Regions from separate parts of the Homo sapiens genome. Here region 2 is linked to region 1. Evidence: chromatin contacts called from ENCODE Hi-C or POLR2A ChIA-PET data. All regions are on one chromosome and are shown on one strand. Each heading gives the region's core, a stretch centred on a gene start or an enhancer-like site at or near the end of the contact. The rest is flanking DNA. Distances are from core to core; before and after follow the strand shown. Region 1 overlaps LOC107985440 (a long non-coding RNA gene). Region 2 has its middle 48 kb from the start of BANF2.

Region 1 (3,924 bases), core at 971-3,470:
TGCCAATTATTTTTACACTTTTACCAAAGACAAAACCCTTTTCAAGGATTCTGTACGCATCCCCTGAGAGTACTGGTTCTAAACCTTGACTACATGTTAAAATCACCTAGGGAACTTTAAATACGCCAATGCCTGGGTCCCACCGCGAGGTGATTCAGATTTTAGTGCTTGGCAGTGTGGCCTGCCCAGGTGATTATAATGTGCAGATTGAGAGCCACTGCCCTAAAATGAGTATGCACTAGAGAGGTCGAATAAAAGATATGCTCTTACCAAGCACCCATATCCAGGAAGGCCATGTTCAGTTGTATGAGCTGCGTACTGCATACCTCCAGGGGACACCATTTGCATAGCCTATAACATAAAAGTGCCTCCCTGGAGTTATGCAATGTGGCAGCCTTGTAAGTATGGATATATAAATTACATATTCATAGATACATAATTTAAACATTGATTGCATCTGTTCACTATAATTCTCAGTGGGAGGGATGGAAATGATGTTCAGTAGGATATACAGAGTATTTTGGAAGACTTAGTTTATATTGTCTGGGATTTTAAAATTTGGTGAATCATTCTCCAAGAAGATGATTATAAATTTAAAAAAATAAATAAATAATAAAATCTGATGAAGGTTAAGATAACAATAAAAACACCGAAAGCCAAGGTGACCATGTCAATCTAGAACCATGGGTTGCACGGGACAGAGAAGACTGAGAGAGAGGATGCATCTGAGAGGGCTGGGACGTGTGCAGAAGCACAAGTTTGGATGGGAAGTCTCCAGCAGGCAGTCCGTGGAGGTGTGGCTGGTGGCAGAATTGTTGGAGCAATGGGAGCATCCTGTGGAGTATTTTCCCTCTGCCATGAAGCATTCCTGTTTCTGCCACTGCTATCATTCAGAGATTGAATCTAATTCCCTGCTCTTGGACCTGAGGTGACCTTTGACTTCTTTTAATGAGTAGAATGCAGTGCAAGTGATGCTATATAAGTATAATGGTTTCAGTCATTTTCAGCTTCTGCCTTTACTTCTTTAATGGCTCCTTCTTGGACCCTCACTGCCATTCTGTGAGGAAGCCCAGGCAGCCAAGTGGAGAGGCCCACACAGAGGAACCAAGGCTGCCAGTCAACAGCTCCGCAGATCCCCAGCCAGTAGCCCGGTGGAGCCATGTGAGTGAGGCAATTCTGTAACCTTCCAGCCATCCCAGGGTCCCAGCTAACACTAGGCAAAGCAAAGGAAACACCCGGTCAACCCACAGAATGGAGAGAAATGATACATTTTTGTCGTTTTGAGTCACCAAGTTTCAGAGTATTTTGTGACTCAGAAATAGGTGGCTGAAGCAGGGCCACTTCTGCTCTGCAGGTGGGCACAGGCCAGTCTGCTGGAAGGGTATGTGTGTTGAACTGGCTCTGAGGCCTTGTGAGGTTAGACGTGCTGGAAGATCCTAATAGGGAAAGGTTTCTTTACAAAAATTATACTTATCAAAGTTATATATATACACACACAGACACATATGTGTGTGCGTGTGTGTGTGTGTGTGTTATATAGTGGCAACAACTCAGTTACATCAGAAAGGCTTACAATGAAAAGCAATCGTGTCTCTCCTGCTGTACTTGCCCCTGTTCACTCCCAGTCCTACTCCCCCAAGACAGCATCTTTTGCCAGTTGCTGTTTATGGATTTTCTCCACACTCCAAATCACATACTTATACCTCCGTTCCTCAGTTACCATCTTTAGACAACAGCTATTCACTCCCCAATACCTAAGATGAGCATTTAGCTCACTACTCCCAATGTCTGAACTTTCATGACTATTTTTGACTCCTGCATGAGCATTTCCTCTTCTGACAGCAGTCGCTGATTCCCAGCTCTGTAAGATGAGGACATCAGTGCCCCTCCCTTTCTTTCTGCTTTTCTCTTCCCTTCTTCAATCACTCGTGTTTTGTGCCTCTGCTTCTACCACTTCATAGCACTGTGGTGTTTAATCTCGGGTGCCTGGGCTTCCTGGGAGAGCAGCCATGAATTCCTTAAAATTAAGTGTAAAATTGTGTGTGTGTATTTATGATCCATTTCCTGGGGAGAGTCCAGAGCTTTCATCAGACACTCCCAGAGGGGTCAAGCTCGGGTGCTGTATGGGACTCTGTACTGAGGTCTTCCGTCCGCCACCAGAGCCACCCTCATCCTTCTTCAGACTTCCGGCTGGGTGTGGCCAATGGGGGGCCCGGGCAGGAGTAGCAGGAAGGGGACGAGGAGAGTGAGGAAAGGCATTTGCTTATTCCTGTGGCTCCGTCTCTGCTGGGTCATCTCGGGCTGGTTGAGTCTCAGCTGAAGGACCTTACTCCGCCAACGGTTGCCTTTTCCACGTAGCTATCTCCTTTGGTAAAGGCTTAATTGTTCCTAGCCCCAGGTCACTGCATTTTTCTTGGTGGTCTTATACACCCTGCCCATACCTTTGTAAACAGTCCTTTTAATAAGTCATCTGGAATTCTCTTAATTTGATTGTGACATTTGTTTCCTGTTGGGACTCTGTAATGACCATGTTCCTCGGACACAAACTCTGAGACAGAGGTTATATGCAGGAAGTTTTCGGACAGTGCTCTTGGGCAGAGGGAGGAGTTGAACTGCGATGTTGTCACCATGAGGGCTGGAGCTGGCCCTGTGGGAGATCTGAAGCTGGGATAGTCTTTGGAGTTATTCCAGTCCAGGCAAGGGGGCCCAAATGACCAGACATTGGATGCCAGGAGGGGACATAAGCTTGGTCAAAGTGGGTCTCTTCAGGTGAGGGCAGTTCTCAGGAAGGGCCCCCTGGCAGCAGGGACAGCCTGGCCTCTAGGGCAAGGAGAGCCTGGGTCTCAAAGCGGGAGGGGTTGGGGGTTATGGGGAGGCCCCTGGAATGCACTGCAGACCCAACCTTGGTCTGGTCGCTAGGCCGGGCCTTTTGTTCGCTGCATCCTGACACCTAGCACAGTGTCCCACACAGTGTAGGAGCTCAGCCAATATTTGTTGAATGAATGACTGAATGGAGTAACAACAAGCTTCTTTAATTGATTAAAATTCATAAAACTCAGAGCGCTTATGTATCGCTGCTTTTTTCAATTTTTATTTTTTAACTTTTTGTTTTGAAATACTTTCACACTTAGAAAAAAACTTATAAAAATGAGACAAAAATCATCCAGGTTTCCCAACTTGTAACATTTGCCTCTCTCTCTTATATATGTGTGTATATACACGTATTCACATATATATACGCAAACTGTTATTAATTTCTGAAACACTTTAGAAAGTTGGAGACCTCCTGCCCCTTTATCGTTAAATATTTCAGCATCTATCTCCTAAACATGAAGACATCTTCTTACACACCTGCGGTGCAATTTATCAAATTCAAGAGATAGAACACTGACTCATAGCTACTATCTGATGTACAGTCCCTTATAGAAACTCCCTCCCCACGTCAAGGATTTGATCCCGGATTACACCCTGCCCTCCACTGTCTTGTCTCTTGGTCTTTTTCCTTTGTCCTTCATGGCCCTGGCATTTTAAAGGACCCATTGTTTCAGGAAATGCTCTCAAGTTCAGGTCTGTCTGTTTCCTTATGATCAGATGAAGGCTGTGCCATTGGCAGGAACCACTCTTCATCTCCAAACCTAGTGGGTTCAAAGTTCACTGCGTCTCTCTTCCCTGTACTCTCCTCAGGGAGGAGCCACTATACCCAGTTTCTATTCTTAGGTCCAAGGGTGAAATCACCTACTCAAGGTCGCACACTTAATGACTGAGCTAAGTCCAGGTACCCTTAGCTGCCGCTCAGCATCTTTTTCACCACACCTGGTAAAAGAAGGGACTTCCACAAACACTTCCCCTCTCCCTTGGCCTCTGGAGGAGGCACCCACTTCCTAACCCAGCCCTTCGTTGTGCTAACTGGGGTAATGGGCTACC
Region 2 (3,924 bases), core at 836-3,335, 78 kb after region 1:
GCCAGTCCCCAGGTTGGTGACTAGAAAAACCAGCTGCAGTAAGAATCAAAAGTCTTAAAAATGTTTCTGCCTTCTTATTCAGTTAAATGCATTCTTAGGCATCTTCCTTAAAAGAAGAATGGAAAATATTGCAAAGATTTCTGTTTTAGAATTCACTCATTCATTTTTTAAAAAATACGTATATAGCTGCTCATAAAAGCTTTGATTGTAATGGTGAAAAAACTGAAAGCCAAAAAGTCAAAAAGAGAAGGCACAAATCAACACATTATTGGACACAAATTTGATGGATTGTTATACACATAGCCGTTAAAAACCATTTTTCAGGCTGGGTGAGGTGGCTCACGCCTGTAATCCCAGTACTTTGGGAGGCCAAGGTGGGCAGAACATCTGAGGTCAGGAGTTCGAGACCAGCCTGGCCAACATGGTGAAACCCCGTCTATACTAAAAATACAAAAATAAGCCTGGTGTGGTGGTGTGCGCCTGAAGTCCCAGCTACTCGGGAAGCTGGGGCAGGAGAATCACTTGAACCTGGGAGGCAGAAGTTGCAGTGAGCCGAGATAGGGCCACTGCACTCCAGCCTGGGCGACAGAGCGAGACTCCATCTTAAAAAAAAAAAAAAAAAAAAAAAAAACAGCCATTTTTCCAAAAAGATTTAATGATGAGGGAAAATGTTTAAAGCATACAAATGAAAGAAACAGGATAACTTATGTTTGATAAGATCATTTTTAAAATTTTAAAATTTTATTTATTTATTAAATTATTTTTTTGAGACGTCTCTCTGTCCCCCAGGCTGGAGTGCAGTGGCGTGATCTTGGCTCACTGCATCATCTGCCTCCTGGGTTCAAGCGATTCTTCTGCCTCAGCCTCCTAAGTAGCTCGAATTACAGGCATGCGCCACCATGCCCAGCTAAATTTTTTTGCATTTTTTAGTAGAGACAGGATTTCACCATGTTAGCCAGGCTGGTCTCGAACTCCTAGCTTCAGGTGATCTGCCCGCCTTGGCCTCCCAAGTGTTGAGATTACAGGCATGAGCCACTGCGCCCAGCCTCTCAATTTGCTTTTGAAAATATACAGCATACATGTGACATTGATTTGCCTTGAAAACATGATGCTAAGTGAAAGAAGCCAGTCACAAAAGACTACACAGCATGTGATTCTATTTACATGAAAGGTCCAGAACAGGCAAATCCATAGAAACACAAAGTCCATTTGTGATCGCCAGGGGCTGGGTTGGGCTGGGGGAGGGGAGCAACTGCTAGGGGGATACCTTTTTGGGGTGATGAAAATATTCTAAAATCAAATAGTGGCGAGAGTTGTATCAACTCTGTGAATATACTGAAAACCACCAAGTTGTACACTTTAAAAGAACAAATTTTATGGTATACAAATTTTATTGAAATAAAGCTATTATTTAAAAATGTACCTATAGGCAATTGAAAAAAGACTGGAAAGAAATCCGATAAAATATTAGATGATAGGGTTTATTTCCTAACTTATTCATTTTCTTCTATACATTCCCCTATATTTTCCAAAGTTTTCACAATGTAAATCCACGATTTATTCATCGTACCCACGCACATTGGTTAAGAAACTCAGTCATTGTAAATCTGTAAAAAGACAAAAAAGGGGCAAACATTGCCTATAACAGAGCCTTCTCGGGGACTTCCTGTGACTCTCACCCCCACTCCCAAGATAGGTTCACATGGTAGTGATTTGTGATGTTCACCCCAATTTTCCATTCTCTCCTCTCCCAGCAGACAGCACTACCTGGTCCCCTTGGGGCTGGGTGGGGCCATGTGACTGGTGCTGACCAGCCGTTTGTTAGTGAAAGTGACATGTCACTTCTGAGCCAGAGCATTTAATGGCTAGTGTGAGACACTTCTTTCTGCTGAAGTATCCTGCATACATTCAAGATGAGGTTGCTGTGTCAGCTCAGGTTGTGGAGACAGGACAACACAGAGCTGTCCCAGCAGACCTGAGATGGGCACGGAATGGGCATGAGATAGACAGCTTTGCTGTCCTAAGCCACTGAGCTCCTGGGGGTGGTTGTTGCTATCACAGCACAGCGTAGCCTGCACTGACTCATGCACACAGACGGTGAGGTCTGAGGAGCTGCCACCAATGTTAGTCATCTGCAGCTGCTGTCCAAAGTAAAATATATCAATAACTGCATGTTCCATTGCTGCACAGCACCTCACTTCCTTTGCTTTTTTTTGTTGTTGTTTTGTTTTGTTTTGAGATGGAGTCTTGCTCTGTCACCCAGGCTGGAGTGTGGTGGTGTGATCTTGGCTCACTGCAACCTCTTCCTCCTGGGTTCAAGCAATTCTCCTGCCTCAGCCTCCTGAATAGCTGGGATCACGGGCACGCCCCACCATGCCTGGCTAATTTTTGTCTTTTTGGTAGAGATGGGGTTTCACCATGTTGGCCAGGCTGGTCTCGAACTCCTGACCTTGTGATCTACCCACCTCAGCCTCTCAAAATGCTGGGATTACAGGTGTGAGCCACCGGACTCGGCCACCTCACCTCCTTTTCTATTTAAAATGCCTTCATGTCTACTTTTGAGCTTTCTTCAAAACAAAGCTAGGAGGTAAGAAAATCAGTTACTTTTCTCATTTAACAGTCCAAGAAACAGCAACTCAGACAAACTAAGTGTTTTGTCATTGGCCCCCCACCCACTTAATGGCATTATCCGGCCCTCTAACTCTCTGCCCAGTGCCCTGGCTACAGTGGCTTCTCAATCTGGTCCAAGAAGAATCAATCACCAGGCCAAGCACTAAAGCAGCATAGTTTGTGCAGTTAAAGATTATCCTTAAAATAAAACAGAGACTTTACTATCAAGGGGGCACCAGTGCACAGCTTTGAAGAATCTGCTAGAAACAGGCACAAAGAAATGAGTCAAGAAAGAAAGACAGCCACCCTGCATTTCGCCAAGGTGACCTTGGCCTTGGAAAAGTAACCAGAGAATTAAAATTGGAAGGTGTAAGGAGATCCAAAAATCTCCAAGACAGAGAAATGTAGGAGGCGCTGTCTTCGGCTTAGAAAGAGAGCTCCTGATGCGAGACAGCGACACAGAGGGAGAAGGATGGGTGTGAGCCCACAGAATGCTGTCCCAGGACCTCGTCCCCCTGCTCTCTACAGCTCTAATGCTTTGTGTTCCAAAATGGAAATGTCTGTCTTGCTTTTTTCTGATTTGTAAAAGTAATACTTAGTGCAAAAATTTAAATGCTGGACTACTGCATAGAGTGGAGCGTGAAAGGGCCTTTTAATCACATCCCTCAAGGATAACCACTGCTGGCAGTTCAGCATCTCTCTTTCCACAGTTTTTTCTATGCATGTATCATAGAATAGCCAGGATCTATGCTATGGATAATGGATCTCTATCTATCTATCCATCATCCAATCCATCTATATCTATCATCTATCTATCTATCTATCTATCTATCTATCTATCTATCTATCTAATCTATCATCTATCTACTTGGCTAATCTATATTGTTTATCCTATACTGTTATAGTATATATATATATGTCTATATTGTTATACCTTCTCTTTATAAAAATGTATCCACCTTTCCACTGTCCTAGACAACTAGCTCACACTTCATCTTTACTCCCCATTCTCATTCATAGCCTGCCATCTTGCTTCCTGTTGCACTGAGAAAACAGAAGCCACCAGAAGAGAAATTCCTTAAACTCCCACTACCACAACACCTTCTTCTCTGCATCAGGGCTGCCTGCTCTGCCTTCCCTCCTATGGCCCACTGTGGGTGTCCTCCTAGCCAAGGCCAGTCTTTCCTTCTGTTTGGATCCCAAACCTATTGTCTACTCAAGGACACGCTGCAGCAGCTCTTCCCTCTCTCTCCCGTATCCCCAAAGTTCCCCCCTCATTCCCCCTGCCCCCACCCCGGGATCTTTTGCAGAGCA

Evidence for each region. A loop is a pair of places that touch in the nucleus more often than their neighbours do. ChIA-PET counts read pairs that join two places held with the same protein, here RNA polymerase II (POLR2A). Pooled maps may share reads with other maps.
Region 2: a pooled map shows a loop between it and region 1 (2.1-fold over the local background). The contact joins two enhancer-like sites. A Hi-C loop is called at or near these places in 2 of 168 maps with a recorded cell type or tissue (sciatic nerve and tibial artery) and 1 of 50 pooled maps. POLR2A ChIA-PET finds 5 or more read pairs at or near these places in 4 of 52 experiments (AG04450, H1, RWPE1 and 1 more).

The regions. Positions count from the first base shown.
Region 1 is chr20:17,823,692-17,827,615 of GRCh38, reverse strand. The region is part of intron 2 of LOC107985440 (a long non-coding RNA gene); the gene reads left to right. Among named protein-coding and RNA genes, the nearest start is that of BANF2, 130 kb to the right of the region's middle. Within about 2 kb of position 2,220, at least 7 of the 41 ENCODE cell types and tissues checked have a DNase peak (open chromatin) inside an H3K27ac peak, as active enhancers do.
Region 2 is chr20:17,745,677-17,749,600 of GRCh38, reverse strand. No RefSeq gene overlaps it. Among named protein-coding and RNA genes, the nearest start is that of BANF2, 48 kb to the right of the region's middle. Within about 2 kb of position 2,085, at least 2 of the 41 ENCODE cell types and tissues checked have a DNase peak (open chromatin) inside an H3K27ac peak, as active enhancers do.